Linked DNA regions of Homo sapiens: region 2 is linked to region 1. The links are chromatin contacts, found by Hi-C or POLR2A ChIA-PET in ENCODE. All regions are on one chromosome and are shown on one strand. Each heading gives the region's core, a stretch centred on a gene start or an enhancer-like site at or near the end of the contact. The rest is flanking DNA. Distances are from core to core; before and after follow the strand shown.

Region 1 (7,523 bases), core at 2,652-5,151:
GGATTTTAGGACCTTTGTGTTGGGAACCAGGGCAGAGACCAAATATATATATGTGTGTGTATGTATATATGTATATATATATATATATATTTTTTTTTTTTGAGACAGAGTTCGTTCTTATTGCCCCGGCTGGAGTGCAATGGCGCGATCTGTGCTCACCGCAACCTCCACCTCCTGGGTTCTAGCGATTCTCCTGCCTCAGCCTCCTCAATAGCTGAGATTACAGGTGCTTGTCACCACGCCCGGCTAATTTTTATATTTTTAGTAGAGACGGGTTTCACCATGTTGGTCAGGCTGGTCTCGAACTCCCGCCCTCAGGTGATCTGCCCGCCTCGGCCTCCCAAACTGCTGGGATTACAGGCATGAGCCACCGGGCCTGGCCCCAAATATATAGGTCTTATTATGTCACAGTGCTTTTATTTGTTGAGTTATTTTTTTCTGTTTTCCCCATGAAAATGTAAGCTCCACCTTGGCTTACACTGTGCCAGGCTACTATTTGTAGGCAACTAATTGAGCACCTACTACACAGCAGGAGCTCAATTAGTATTTCTTGAATGAATTAAATCATGAGGGAATGAATGAGCCAAATAAGCAATGGAGGAGGAGACAGATGTTCCAAACAGAGAGGACTGCCTGTGTAGCGGAGCTGTGGCCACCAGGGGTTTGAGAGCTGAAGGAAGGCCTATAGGGCCAGTGTACATAGTACATACCAGGAGAGGTAGTGATAGATGAGGAAGAGAATTAAGCATGGCTAGATCCTAACGGACCTTGAAGGCTGTGTTTGTTTTAAGGGCAATGAGAAGGCATGAAAGGGTTTTTTTTTCAGACGGAGTCTCGCTCTGTCACCCATGCTGGAGTGCAGTGGCGTGATCTCGGCTCACTGCAAGCTCCACCTCCCGGGTTCACGCCATTCTCCTGCCTCAGCCTCCCGAGTAGCTGGGACTACAGGCGCCCGCCACCACGCCCGGCTAATTTCTTTTTTGTATTTTTGGTAGAGACGGGGTTTCACCATGTTAGCCAGGATGGTCTCGATCTCCTGACCTCGTGATCTGCCCGCCTCGGCCTCCCAAAGTGCTGGGATTACAGGCGTGAGCCACCGCGCTCAGCCATTGGGTGTAAAATTAACAGGGACTACTTTCTATCACTATGTCGGAGGTGGATGACTATGCTAACTAGACTTGAAAAGCTACAGACTACGGATCTCTTCATTGGCACACAACTGAGCCACCTGAGTAAATCACTCTCCCTTCATCCCTTGTTGACATTCAGCAAATCCTGATGGTGCTTCTGCCATGCACCAGGCCTCTACCAAGGGCTGCAGCAAATATAAACATGACTGTGGTTCAGGCTGCCCCCCAAAAAGGAGCCTCCTAATAGAAGGAGTGCCCCCTTCATCTTCCTGTGTCCCCTGCCCTGCCAGTGTTTGCCTCCCGTCTTCAGTCCTGTTTTCAGTCACCTGCTTCATATCGTGTCCATCTTTTTTATTTTTTATTTTTTTAGAGATGGAGTTTCGCTCTCGTTACCCAGGTTGAAGTGCAGTGATGGGATCTCGGCTCACTGCAGCCTCCACCACCTGGGTTCAAGCGATTCTCCTGCCTCAGCCTCCCAAGTAACTGGGATTACAGGCACCCACCACCATACCCGGCTAATTTTTTTTGTGTGCATATATATATATATATATTTTTTTTTTAATTAAAAAGTAAACTTTAATGTTGAAAATGCAAACTTGGGGAGGGCAGAAAGATCACATACAAGGCTGTCACTTCACACTTGGAAGGTTGCACAGCGGCTGGGCAGAGGTGCATTTTTTGTATTTTTAGTAAAGATGGGATTTCATCATGTTGGCCAGGCTGGTCTCGAACTCCTGACCTCAGGTGATCCACCCGCTTTGGCCTCCCAAACTGCTGGGAATACAGGCGTGAGCCACTGCACTCAGCCCTAGTGTCCTTTGTGCCACCCCAAGGCCCAGGCAAAATTAGGTGCTGTATACTTCTCTGAATGAACATGAAGTTTTCCCCTTGAGGCTTATGCTAGTGGGCAGCCAGTTCCCCAACCTGGGGATTCTCTCAAGGCTTACAGAGCTTACTGTATCAGTCATTTCAACCATCCACGCCAAATAGGGAAGAATAACTCTTGTCTTTCTAACTCACGAGACTATTATGAGGAGAAAAATATTAGAGGCTTGGCTGGGCACGGTGGCTCACGCCTGTAATCCCAGCACTTTGGGAGGCCGAGGCAGTCTGATCACCTGAGGTCAAGAGTTTCAGACCAGCCTAGCTGACATGGTAAAACCCCATCTCTGCTAAAAATACAAAAATTAGCTGGGTGTGATGGCCGGCGCCTGTAATCCCAGCTACTTGGGAGGCTGAAGCAAGAGAATCGCTTGAACCCAGGAGGCGGAGGTTGCAGTGAGCCGAGATTGTGCCACTGCGCTCCAGCCTGGGTGACAGAGCGAGAAACTGTCTCGGAAAAAAAAAACAAAAAACAAAAAACAACCTGGGTGTGGTGGTGCACACCTGTAGTCCCAGCTTCTTGGGAGACTAAGGCAGGAGGATTACAGGAGCTCAGGAGGTCAAGGCTGCAGTAAGCTCTGATTGTGCCGCTGCATGCACTCCAGCCTGGGCCACAGAATGAGACCCTGTCTCTAAAAAATAATAAAAATTAAAGGGGCTTTGCAAACGCGGAAGGTGTCTGGATGATTATCCCCTGCATGTGCAGTGCCTTGTTTACAATTAATTTGCTTTTTCCGTGTTTATTCAACAAATATTTATTGAGCCCTCACTCTCTGCCAAGCCCTGTGCTAGATGCTGGATAAGCAAGGTAAGTCTCTGCCCTCAAGGAACTTACACTCCAATGTGACTCAAGGGGAAAAGAATTTGAAAGTTGCTACTTACCCAGTCCCCTCACTGCACAGAAACTGAAGCCAGAGGTGTCCACACCTTTCTCCTTCCCATGCTCTGATAGCTCCTCACTGCTAAGCTCCCCATTGCCCGTGACCCCATGTGGCAGGTTTCCCGCCTGGGGTGCACTCCCAAAATGGTTTATGTAAATAATATTGAAAATTGGACCTTCTCTGCCAATAATGGGGCCGTTGCTTTTTGAAAAACTTCCCGTTGATAGTGTCTCCTATGACTACCCCTGTGTGGCTGTGTGGTTTACAGATCCAGTTGCCTCTGCTCTTGCATTGTGAGAGTCAGCAGAGGCCCAAGAAACCCCGATACTAGTTTGCTGCTGTTGGTGGGTTTTTTGAGACAAGGTCTCTGTCGCTCAAGCTGGAGTGCAGTGGCGCGATAACTCACTGCAGCCTCGAACTCCCGGACTCAAGCGATCCTCCTGCCTCAGCCGCCCCAGTAGCTGGGAGTACAGGTGCACGCCACCACGCCGGTTGATTTTTTTAAAAATTTTGTAGAGATAGGGTCTCGCTATGTTGCTCAGGCTGGTCTTGAACTCCTGGCCTCCAGCGATCTTCCCGCCGCGGCCTCCCAAGTTGTTGGGCTTCGGACGTGAGCTACGCGCCGGGCTCCCGGTTCTAGTTAAGATTTTGTTGCAGGCGATGAATAGTCACGTGGCCTCCAAGGTCCTAGATTTCTGAGGGGCGTCAGCTTGGCACCCTAATGTACTGTGATCTCTGGTCAGCTACCCACCCTCTTTTTGCTGTTTTCATCCTGGGGGCTAACCGCCAAGACATGGCCTCCAGTTTCCCTAGGGAAGCCTCCACAGAGGAAGGCACCGGCTGAGGCACCTGGGAAGACCAACCTGGGGAAGGTCTCCCTGCGCGCAGTCTGCGGGCTGGAGGGACCGGCCGAGCCTGCGCACTAGCGCCCCGCCGGCGCTGCTGAACTGAGAGGAAGGGGCGGGGCGTCGCCAGGTCGTGCCAGCATCCGCCGGACGCCGGAAGTGGTTCTCCGCCCCTGCCACTGGGCCATGGAGACTGTGGCACAGTAGACTGTAGTGTGAGGCTCGCGGGGGCAGTGGCCATGGAGGCCGTGCTGAACGAGCTGGTGTCTGTGGAGGACCTGCTGGTGAGGCCTGGCCCGGACAGAGGGAAAGGGAAGGTCGGAGGGCGGGTCCTGAGGAGAGTCAGGTAGGGGCCGAACCCTCCTCCCGGCATCGGCTTGGCCGAGGGAAGCCGAACTACGGCTCCCGGCAGCCTCCACAGCGCCTGGCTCCTGCCCGGAGGGCCTGCTATGCCGCAGAGGCTCCTGGGAGTTGTAGTGTCCTGAGCCCCCCACACCTCAGACTACGGGCCTGGAGCCCGACCGTGGTTAGACTGACGGGATCTGGGATCATGCAGGAGCTGTGAGCTCAGGGCGCTCCTCCAGCGGTGGAGGAATACAGTGACCATCATAAGGTGTCACCTATTACTGCGTCCGGCACGGTGCTAAGGCATCGCATGCCAGATCTCAGTCTTTGTAGCTCTAGGAGGTAGGCACTACTTCTATTCCTGGACAATAAAAGGTCCAGGCCCGGCAGGGTGGGGCAGGATGGGGCCAGCAGCCTCAAATGAGGACCGCGTGGGCTGTTGAGCAGTTCTGACAGCGTGTTTACTGTTCGGCCGCCGGGGTCAGCTGCTCCGGGAGCGGTGCCTGGAGCTGCCACCAGGTGGCATCTCCGCTCGGTACCGCCGCGGGGAGGGGAGACCGGGGGCCTCTGTCCCAAGAGCTGGCCCGCAGGCCCGGAGGAGCCGAAAGCCTGGGTCCCGGGCATGGAGATAGCAGAAGCTGGGGTGCCAGATACCGAGACCTGCGAGGGAAAGGGGCAGAGCCAGGGAGATGGCATGTCCAGATAGAGAATGGTTGACGCCCTACATTTCTAAATGATTCCTTTCCTCCCCTGTGGCAGAAGTTTGAAAAGAAATTTCAGTCTGAGAAGGCAGCAGGCTCGGTGTCCAAGAGCACGCAGTTTGAGTACGCCTGGTGCCTGGTGCGGAGCAAGTACAATGATGACATCCGTAAAGGCATCGTGCTGCTCGAGGGTGAGGCGCTGTACTCTCCCTTTCCCGCTGCCATCTGGGCTGCTCTGCGATGTGGGCCCCGTAGTCCAGGCACCTCTGAGTTGTCTCCGGTAGATTTACTGCACCAAGGGCTATACTTAGCTTGACGTCTCCCAGTGAACTTTTGGCTACTTACCGCCCACCATTGTTTTGCCAGACAGAGTGTAGCATGTCAGTTCCCCCAGGACTGTCTTGATCTGGGAAAGTGACTTGAGGTCACCCAACTAATCAGTTAATGGCTGAATTGGGACTAGAAGCTCCTGTTTTGTGAGACCTAGGCCCATGCCCTTCCCCCCAACACCACCACCGTGTTGCTTAGCAGCTATTGAGAATCTTTTGTGGCATGGAAGAGGTACAGAGGACTGTCCTACAAAATTGTGAGCAGATAGTGCTTTTTGTTTTTTGTTTTTGTTTGAGACGGAGTCTTGCTCTGTCCCCCAGGCTGGAGTACAGTGGCGCTGTCTCAGCTCACTGCAACCACCACCTCCCGGTTCAAGCAATTCTCCTGCATCAACATCCTGAGTAGCTGGGATTACAGGTGCCCACTACCACGCCCAGCTAATTTTTGTATTTTTTGTAGAGATAGGGTTTCACCATGTTGGTCAGGCTGGTCTCTAACTCCTGACCTCAGGTGATCTGCCCACCTCGGCCTCCCACAGTGTTGGGATTACAGGTGTGAGCCACCTCGTCCAGCCAGATAGTGCTTTTTGGATGGGAACCCTATTTCCTATTGGTTTTAGGTGGGTCATCATTTGTCAGAGGCCACAATACTTAACCACTTAGTTTCTCTGTAGCTCCTTGTGTTCAAATAATCATTTATAAGCACACAGTCAGTGTACAGCCATCCCTCTGTAGCCATGGGGGATTGGTTCTAGGAACCCCACCCCCACAGATACCAATAGCCACCCAAGTCCCGTATATAAAATCGCATGGTATTTACATGTAACCTGTGCACCTTCTCCCATATACTTTAAATCATCTGTAGATTACTTATAATACCAAATACAATGTAAATGCTGTGTAAATAGTATACTGTATTGTTTAGGGAATAATGGCAAGAAAAAAAGGTCTGTTCATGTTCAATACAGATGCAACTATCTTTTTTTTTTTTCTGAGTATTTTTGATCCATGGTTCGTTGAATCTATGAATACAGAATGCTGACTGTGTTAGCAAAGGATGCCTATTGAAAATCTATAAAAATGGCCAGGCACAGTGGCTCACACCTGTAATCCCAGCACCTTGGGAGGCCAGGGCAGGCGGATCACGAGGTCAGGGGTTCGAGACCAGCCTAATCAACATGGTGAAACCCTGTCTCTACTAAAAATACAAAAATTAGCTGGGCCTGGTGGCGCACACCTTTAATCCCAGCTACGCAGTAGGCTGAGGCAGGAGAATCACTTGAACTCGGGAGACAGAGGTTGCAGTGAGCCAAGATCACGCCATTGCACTCCAGCCTGGGCAACACAGTGAGACTCCGTCTCAAAAAAAAAAAAAAAAAAACTATAAAAATAAGACTCTTTCTTAAAAGATACAAATAATTTTACCCTATGTTTGTCTACTTCGGCAATTCAGATTTTCAGGTTTATTCTACAGCAGGGTGTAGGTGTAGAAGAAACAGCCTCTCTAAGTGTTGCCAGTCTAGTTGAGAAAACAGTACAGACAGGAAGATTTATAAACACCTGCAGAATTATTTAGCAACAAATTCTAGTGCATACAGTACAGTTATCCTCTGGGAAGTCTCTGAATTAAGAAAGTCAGGTGGGGCCAGGCACTGTGGCTCATGCCTGTAATCTCAGCACTTTGGGAGGCCAAGGCCAGAGGATGGCTTGAAGTCAGGAATTTGAGACCACCTGGCCTGTCTGTGTAACAAAGATGTTTAAATTAGCCAGGCATGGTGGTGTGTGCTTATAGTCCCAGCTACTTGGGAGGCTGAGGCAGGAGGATCACTGACCCCAGGAGTTTGAGGCTGCAGTGAGCCATGGACATGCTACTGTGCTCCAGACTGGAGTGACAGAGCGAGACCCTGTCTCCGTTTTTTGTTTTTTTTTTCCCGAGACTGAGTGTGCAATGGTGCAATCTTGGCTCACCGCAACCTCTGCCTACCGCATTCAAGCAATTCTGCTGCCCCAGCCTCCCGAACAGCTGGGATTACAGGCATGTGCCAACACGCCCGGCTAATTTTGTATTTTTAGTAGAGACGGGGTTTCTCCATGTTGGTCAGGCTGGTCTCAAACTCCCGACCTCAGGTGATCCGCCCGGCTCAGCTTCCCAAAGTGCTGGGATTATAGTCATGAGCTACGGCTCACGGCCCACCCTGTCTCTTTAAAAAAAAAAAAAAAAAAAAAAAAAAGGAAGGAAGACAAAGTCAGGTGGGGTCTTCGGGGAAGGCTGATTGAAGGTGAGTTTTGAGCTGATTTTTTTAAAGGGGGAGGGAGTCCTAACTTTTTTTTTTTTAAACAATAATTGTACAGCAGGCAGTTTAGTTAAAACCACAACGGCAGCACTTTGGGAGGCCAGGGCAGGCAGATC
Region 2 (7,523 bases), core at 1,831-4,330, 46 kb before region 1:
CTGGCACAGCTGGCCCTGGGTGAATTATCTTTCTCTATTGCACTTCCCCTGTCTTGATCTCTGTCTAGGCTGCGGGCAAGGTGAACCCCTTGGGCAGTTACAATAGGAGGAAGGATGTTCCGAGGTGGCAGGTCTATGCAAACCTATCCCCAAAGTCCAAGGAAGCTGAGGGGCCCAAGGAAGAGTAGAACTGCCCAACGGGTTCACCTTGTCCGCTGCCTAGACAGAGCCGATTTATCAAGACAGGAGAATTGCCTTGGAAAATAATTCACACGGAGGCAGCTATGCTGGAGACCTGAGTTTTATTATTACTCAAATCAGTCTCCCTGAGCATTCGGGGATCAGGGTTTTTAAGTATAATTTGGTGTATGGGGGAAGGCCAGTGAGTCGAGTTTTGATTGGTTGAGTTGAAGATGAATTCCCAGCGAGTTGAAGCTGTCCTCTTGCGCTGAGTCAGTTCCTGGGTGGTGGGGCCACAAGATGGTTGAGCCAGTTTATCCATCTGGGTGGTGCCAGCTGATCCATCAAGTGCAGGGTCTGCAAAATATCTCAAGCACCAGGCTGGGCACGGTGGCTCACACCTGTAATCCCAGCACTTTGGCCAAGGTGGGCAGAGCACCTGAGGCAAAACCCTCCCTCTACTAAAAATACAAAAAATTAGCCAGGCATGGTGGTGGACGCCTATAAACCCAGCTACTTGGGAGGCTGAGGCAGGAGAATTGCTTGAACCCGGGAGGCAGAGGTTGCAGTAAGCTGAGATCACACCATTGCACTCCAGCCTGGGTGACAAGAGTGAAACTCTATCTCAAAAAAAAAAAAAAAAAAAAAATTTCAAGCACTGATTTTAGGAGTGGGTTAGGAAGGGTCAGAATTTTGTAGCCTCCAGCTGCATGACTCCTAAACCATAATTTCTAATCTTGTGGCTAATCTGTTAGTCATACAAAGGCAGTCTAGGGCAGGCACAGTGGCTAATGCCTGTATTCCCAGCACTTTGGGAGGCCGAGGCAGGAGGATCACCTGACGTCCAGGAGTTCAAGACCAGCCTGGCCAACATGGTGAAACCCCTTCTCTACTAAAAATACAAAAGTTAGCCGAGTGTAGTGATGGGCGCCTGTAATCCCAGCTACTCAGGAGGCTGAGGCAGGAGAATTGCTTGAACCCAGGAGGCAGAGGTTGCAGTGAGCTGCTATCGGGCCACTGTACTCCAGCTGGGATGACAGAGTGAGACTCTATCTCAAAAAAATAAAATCTCAGAGGCCTTCCCGGAACTAGGGTTAATGATAAGTCAACGTGGCGATCAGCATCCAAGATGGAGTTGCCTTCACCTCCACAAAAGGATTGAGGAATCTGCCCGGCCTGCCCCAGTCCCAGGAACTGCCACTTTGCCGCTGCTCCCACCACAGTCCTGGGAGCAGCACAGGACTGCTTCTTAACCCAATCCCTGGAGCCTTTGGCCTCAGAGTCTGCAATGCTGTGATTCCAGTCACTTTATTTTTCTACTAGTCTGTGCACCAGCTGTTTCCTCACTGGGTCTCGCTGTAGAAGAATCTACTTTTTACTGCATTTGGGGTCTTGCCTGAGGGGATCTGTACTGTGAGAGCCAGTGAAGCCAATCGGAGTGAGGCCACTGTGGCTGTGCTGTGCCCTGTCCTGCAGCAGCCACCTCCAACCCCACACAAAGCCCCTCCCTTACCTGCTTCCTCTGTGTTGGCTCTGCCTGGAAAGCATAGGCTCTAGGACTCAGCCCAAATATAGACCTCCCAGCCGGGTGCGGTGGCTCACGCCTGTAATCCCAGCACTTTGGGAGGCCAAGTCGGGCAGAGCCTTGAGGTCAGAAGTTGGAGACCAGCCTGGCCAACATGGCGAAACCCCATCCCTACTAAAAATACAAAAATTAGCCAGGCATGGTGGCAGGCACCTGTAATCCCAGCTACTCAGGAGGCTGAAGCAGGAGAATCGCTTGAACCCGGGAGGCAGAGGTTGCAGTGAGCTGAGATTGTGCCATTGCATTCCAGCCTGGGCAACAGAGCAAGACTCCCTCTAAAAAAAAAAAAAGACTGAGCCTCACTCTGTCACCCATGCTGCAATGCAGTGGCACCATCATAGCTGGGTTCCAGTGATCCTCCTGCCTCAGCCTTCTGTGTAACCGCAACTACAGGCACACGTCACCATGCCTGGCTAATTTTTTTTTTCTTTTGGGTAGGGGTGAGGTCTTGCTGCCATGCCCAGGCTGGTCTAGAATCCCTGGCCCCAAAAGATCCTCCCACGTCAGCTTCCCAAAGCGCTAGGATTACAGGTGTGAGCCACTGAGCCTGACCCAAGCTCTCCTTTTAAATTAAATAACCCAATAACCCATTTTGTGACTTTTTTTTTTTTTTTTTTGAGACGGAGTCTCGCTCTGTCACCAGGCTGGAGGGCAGTGGCGCGATCTCGGCTCACTGCCACCTCCGCTTCCCGGGTTCAAACGATTCTCCTGCCTCAGCTTCCGGAGTAGCTCAGATTATAAGCACACGCCACGAAACCCAGCTAATTTTTGTATTTTTAGTAGAGACGGGGTTTCACCATATTGGCTAGGCTAGTCTCGAACTCCTGACCTTGTGATCCGCCCACCTCAGCCTCCCAAAGTGCTGGGATTAGAGGCTTAAGCCACCGCGCCTGGCTTTGTGACTTTTTTTTAAGTCAGCACCTTCAATGGGTACTTCATTCCAATCTACCACAACAGATACCTCAGCCAACTGTTGAAGTTATCACTGCACACCAGGCCTGCCAGGATCCCCCAAGACCCCTGTGTTTTCACTGCGTTCAGCCCCAATCTGGCCCCGTAACCAATCTCAGCTTCCCAGCCCTCCATTTCCCTGAGTAACTACTGCCTGGAAACAATCCTTGTACCAATCTCCGCATCCGCCAGGAGCATTTGTTACTAGAAACGTCATGCAGTTCTGACGCAGTTCTGACCTTAAGCAGAAAATAAACGTATTTATTGGTTAGCTCTCAGAATCCACAGAAAGGATGGAGAACCCAGGCTCAGAATTCCAGAGGAGCGCAACAGTCAAAATCACACCAGCAACCGGCCTGGTAAACACACAGAAGCTGCCAGCAGGGGGCAGCAGAGGCCACAGCACGGGATCTACAACATCCCGGGGGACTGAAGCTCAAGACGCCCCCCGCAGCTACTGCAGCCCCACTGCCCCGGGAGCTGGCAGTTGCAACCCCTGCCAAGACCACCAGAAAACATTGTCCACTGTGCCCCCCTCTTTGTTTCCCTAACACTTGACCCGATATCCAAGGCAGTAGCTTCGGCTTGCTGAGCATAAACCCTGTGCACACCTGCTCCTTCTATTGCCAGGGAGGCTGCAAAAGGAGGATGCGGCTATTTCTGCTTCCATCATGGAAGGCTGGGATTCCACAGGCACCTAAAGGAAAGAGGGAGAGATGGGAATGGGAATGTCCTCCAGACAGCTCTGGCAGGATCGGGTGTGGGAGGAGAGTGAGGGTCCCACCCCAGCTGGGGTCTACCCAGGTCCACGTCCTGGACATGTTGAGGCTTTTTCCAGAAGGCAGAGATGAAGTGTGGTCTGACAACACCCAAGTGACCCCAGAGGGTGTCATAATAGACTGGAAGGGCGACACATCCCAGGCACCTGCCACCCATCACACACACCTCCCACACACTGGCATCCTTCCGCCCCAGGCACACACAAAGCCTCAGTCCAGAGATCAACTGTCTCAGCTCTGAATTTGCATATCCTGTGTATAGACTCACTGGTCACAATCTCTGCCCAGCCTGGCTTGTGCATACTTCTTTCTTACTGTCAGGGGAGGAGCCCGGCCTGGTACTCCCATTGGCCTGTAGATTCACCTCCCCTGGGCATGGCCCCAGGACCCAGGATAATACCTGTGCCTCCGGCCCAGAACCCTCCAAGCAGACACAATGGTAAGAATGGTGCCTGTCCTGCTGTCTCTGCTGCACCTTCTGGGTCCTGCTATCCCCCAGGAGACCCAAGATGGTGAGTAGGGAAAGCAAAGGATGGATGCTGGAGAGGACTGGAAGGAGGTGAGGAACAGGACATATGGCTGGGAGAAGGGCTGGATGCAGCTGGGATTCCCTGGTATACGGCAGGAACGGGTGCCCAAGGCTGTCAACTCCCTCAGCTCACACACTTCCAGGAGCATTCAGGGAGCCTCTGCCCTCACCCAAAATAAGACCTTCAGGAATCTGAATCTAAAACCCCTTAGTTTACGTGAAAACAAAGACTCCAAAGACCAAGCGACCTGCTTGGGGTGGAGAGCCAGGACGGAGCAGGAACCACATGCCTGGAGCTGCTTCTGCTCCTGTTCCTTCCCTCCTTCCGATGGCTGGGTACACCTGCCTGACGCTGAGGGAAAGAGAGAGCAGCCCCAAGGGGAAAGTGGGAAGGGAGGTCGGCTGGAGGGATGGTGCTAGAAGGAAACCCGTGCCCAAATCCCACACTCAGACACCACTGCAGTGGGTCTGGAAGGCTAGTGGCCCGAAAAGAAGACAGTGGGAGCTTGGGGAGATCAAGAGTCACTTCTAGGATAGGGGAAGGAGGCTGTGGCATGAGAATGTGCAGGATAAAGACATGGAAGCGAATGGCTTCTCAGTTGTGTGAGTTAAAAATTTATGACATTTACAAGTTGTCAGAATAGGTGTTTCATGTTAGTTTTATAATAATCACATTTACAATATTAATCCCATTCTGCACCAAAATCTTAATTATTCGGGGTTCTCCAGAGAAACAAAACTAATATACATTGTATACACATGCATATATGTATATATGAATATACACTGTGTATATACACTAATTATATACGTGTGTGTGTATACAAAAGAGAGAAAGGGAGGAGTTTTATTTAATATTTCTTGTGGCTCATACAATTCTGAGGGCTAAAAGTCCTAAATCAGCAAAGCAAGCCAGCAGGCTGGAGACCCAGGAAAGAGTTGGTGTTGCGGTCCTGAGTCCAAGGGTAGTCTGGAAGCAAAATTCTTTCTTCTCTGGGGGACCTCAGCCTTTTCTCTTGATGCCTTCCACTGATTAGATGAGGCTCACCCACACTGTAGAGGGTAATCTGTTTTACTCAGGGTCTACTGATTTAAAAGCTAATCACATTCAGAAATTCATGAGCAAGAATGACTTCAGTACTTAAATTAGAAATCTGCCATATGACCTCCAACGTTACTAACACTCGTGTAAATTATATTCTAAATTAACTATGGAACTAATTGTGGAAATGTCCCACTCTCTCAACTTCCATCTTGTACCAAACTGCAAGGTACAATGCCAGGAATTCCGAGAGGTCTCCTAGCCTTACCCTATGCTGATCCATTCTAGGTCACTTCTTGAGTTTTCTAGTAAATCCACCTCCCTACACTTTCTAACTATATGTATTTGTCCGGTTAGACTAGAAATGTTTATTTCTCATGTTAAGTTCAATGCAGATTGGGCAAGGTTCCTCTCCTCCACAGGGTGACTCAGGGATCCGGGCTGTTTGCATCTTGGGACTCTTCTGTTTCATCCTGTGGTCTCCATAGTCATCAACAAAAGGGATAAGAGACAGTAGGGGAAAGCCAGGTGGTAGGGTCTTGGACCAGAAGAAAGACATCAGTCACTTCCAGTCACATTCTTGTTTGACAAAGCTCAGTCGTATGGTTCCAATCTATCTATAAGGAGGCTGAGAAATGTTATCTTCTTCTGTGCCAAGCAGATTAACTTCTGTAGTGAAGACACAGAATGGTCTCTGAAATATCATCCCCAGCATGAAAGTAGAGCCTGTTTCCTTGAGTGAGGCTCCAATGGTGTGAAGCTGATGGCAGAGGAGAGAGCTGGGGAGGAAGAGGCCAGTGGCCAGGCCTCCCCTCCTGGCCCTCTGCAGCCCCACAATGGGACACCCTTGCATGGACCCCAGCCCTCAGAGTCTTTTCTTTTGCAGGTCATTACTCTCTGACCTATCTCTACACTGGGCTGTCCAGGCCTGGCAAAGGCACCCACAGGCTGCAGGGTACTGTCTTCCTCAATGGCCGTGCCTTCTTCCACTACAACAGTGAAGACAGGAAGCCTGAGCCCCTGGGACCATGGAGACACGTGGAAGGAGTAGAGGACTGGGAGAAGCAGAGCCAAGTTCAGAAGGCCAGGGAGGACATCTTTATGGAGACCCTGAACAACATCATGGAGTATTACAATGACAGTAACGGTCAGTGAACAACAGACCGCGGGGGTGGAAGGTCTAACCCAAGAGGCAGCCCCCCAAGTGTGAGTGGCAAGGGGTCAGCAGGATGGAAATAGTCCCAATCCCAGAGGAGGAACAGGAGACACAGCAGAAACACAGATATGTCCGCATCCCGCCCACCCCACAGCACAGTGCTCCCCACTTCCCCATCGATTGCCCCATCCTCATCCCAGGCCTCAGCTCACACAGGAAGTGATGGCAGAGTCACTTCCTATCCAGGCACCTCTGACCTATCACCTCCACACCCCACCCGTCGGAGGCTGATCTCCCCACGAGAAGGCATCAGACTCACCCCTGTCCAGGGAGGGTGCCTGGAGAGTGAGCCACTCTCAAAGTCACTCAGACCTGGGCTCACCTGGTGGCTCTGCCAGTCCTACCTGTTGACAGTGAAATGTTCCCAAAATATCTGGTCAAAATCTGCAAACATTGGAGCACTGAGACCTACCTCCAAACAAGTCTGTAATATTTAACTATGTCTGTTCTATGAAGGATGTCACAGTCTGTCCTGATCTCCCTTGCAGCCCCATCACCTAGGACAGGGTACAGCCAATATTGGCTCAATTGAAATTTGTGGAATGAACAGAGAAAAGCACGCAGCACACACCGTAGCCCATGCTGGGGGCTCAGGAAGTGCTGCATTCAAAACCACAGGCTGTTAGAGATCCCTGCAGCCCTAAAGTTCCTCCTCACCATAAGATGCAGACCCAGGAAGGGCCACCTGCACTGTGGTCGGAGGAGCTGGTGGCAGACCCCGTGCAGAGATGGTCCCCCTGCCCCCGGCCCAGCGTTCTTTCTCCTAAACCACACTGCCAGCCCCAAGGCAGCCAACCCCAGGCCTGGTGAACTGCTGGTGTTAAATTATCATGGAGTGGGTGTCAAAAGATGGGCTTCTAAGTACAAAAATGCCCAAGGTGCTACATGGGATCTGAAGGTTTCCCAAAGGAGGCAAGAGATAAGCAGACATTTGAAGGATGAGGGATAGGAGGTCTTGGTAAGGAAAATGGCCCGGGGTGCGTGTCAGCAGTAGGAGAGGAGGGGGCACAAGTGATCAGGAAAGACACTGGGAGAAGCTTTGATGGACAGGAATAGAAATGGCAAAGTGGATAATTACGAGGAAGGAGGATGAAGAGATGAATACAGGGTATTAGGAAATAAGAGTAGCTGACATTTACTGAGCACTTACTTTGTGCCAGGCCCATCTATGAGCATATATAATGCTCCAGAATAGCCCCCTGAAACCGTGCTGTTCGCATTGCTGTTTCAGAGCTGAGGAA

Evidence for each region. Hi-C counts contacts between places; a loop is a spot of excess contacts on that map. ChIA-PET counts read pairs that join two places held with the same protein, here RNA polymerase II (POLR2A). Pooled maps may share reads with other maps.
Region 2: a pooled map shows a loop between it and region 1 (5-fold over the local background). The contact joins the enhancer-like site here to the promoter of FIS1 in region 1. A Hi-C loop is called at or near these places in 18 of 168 maps with a recorded cell type or tissue (CD4-positive, alpha-beta memory T cell, CD8-positive, alpha-beta T cell, Caco-2 and 11 more), 15 of 37 single-sample maps with no recorded cell type and 28 of 50 pooled maps. POLR2A ChIA-PET finds 5 or more read pairs at or near these places in 17 of 52 experiments (A549, B cell, CD4-positive, alpha-beta memory T cell and 12 more).

Annotation. Positions count from the first base shown.
Region 1 is chr7:101,241,459-101,248,981 of GRCh38, reverse strand. It overlaps FIS1 (fission, mitochondrial 1), which reads left to right and starts at 3,901. Exons shown (of 5, transcript NM_016068.3): 1 at 3,901-4,022; 2 at 4,843-4,975. The coding sequence starts at 3,978. RefSeq lists enhancers at 3,878-4,117, 4,208-4,257.
Region 2 is chr7:101,286,173-101,293,695 of GRCh38, reverse strand. It overlaps the pseudogene AZGP1P2. Among named protein-coding and RNA genes, the nearest start is that of LNCPRESS1, 9.7 kb to the left of the region's middle. RefSeq lists enhancers at 1-384, 385-1,294, 1,295-2,204, 3,018-3,127, 3,262-3,812. Within about 2 kb of position 3,080, at least 2 of the 41 ENCODE cell types and tissues checked have a DNase peak (open chromatin) inside an H3K27ac peak, as active enhancers do; they include OCI-LY7, where a contact is called at or near this core.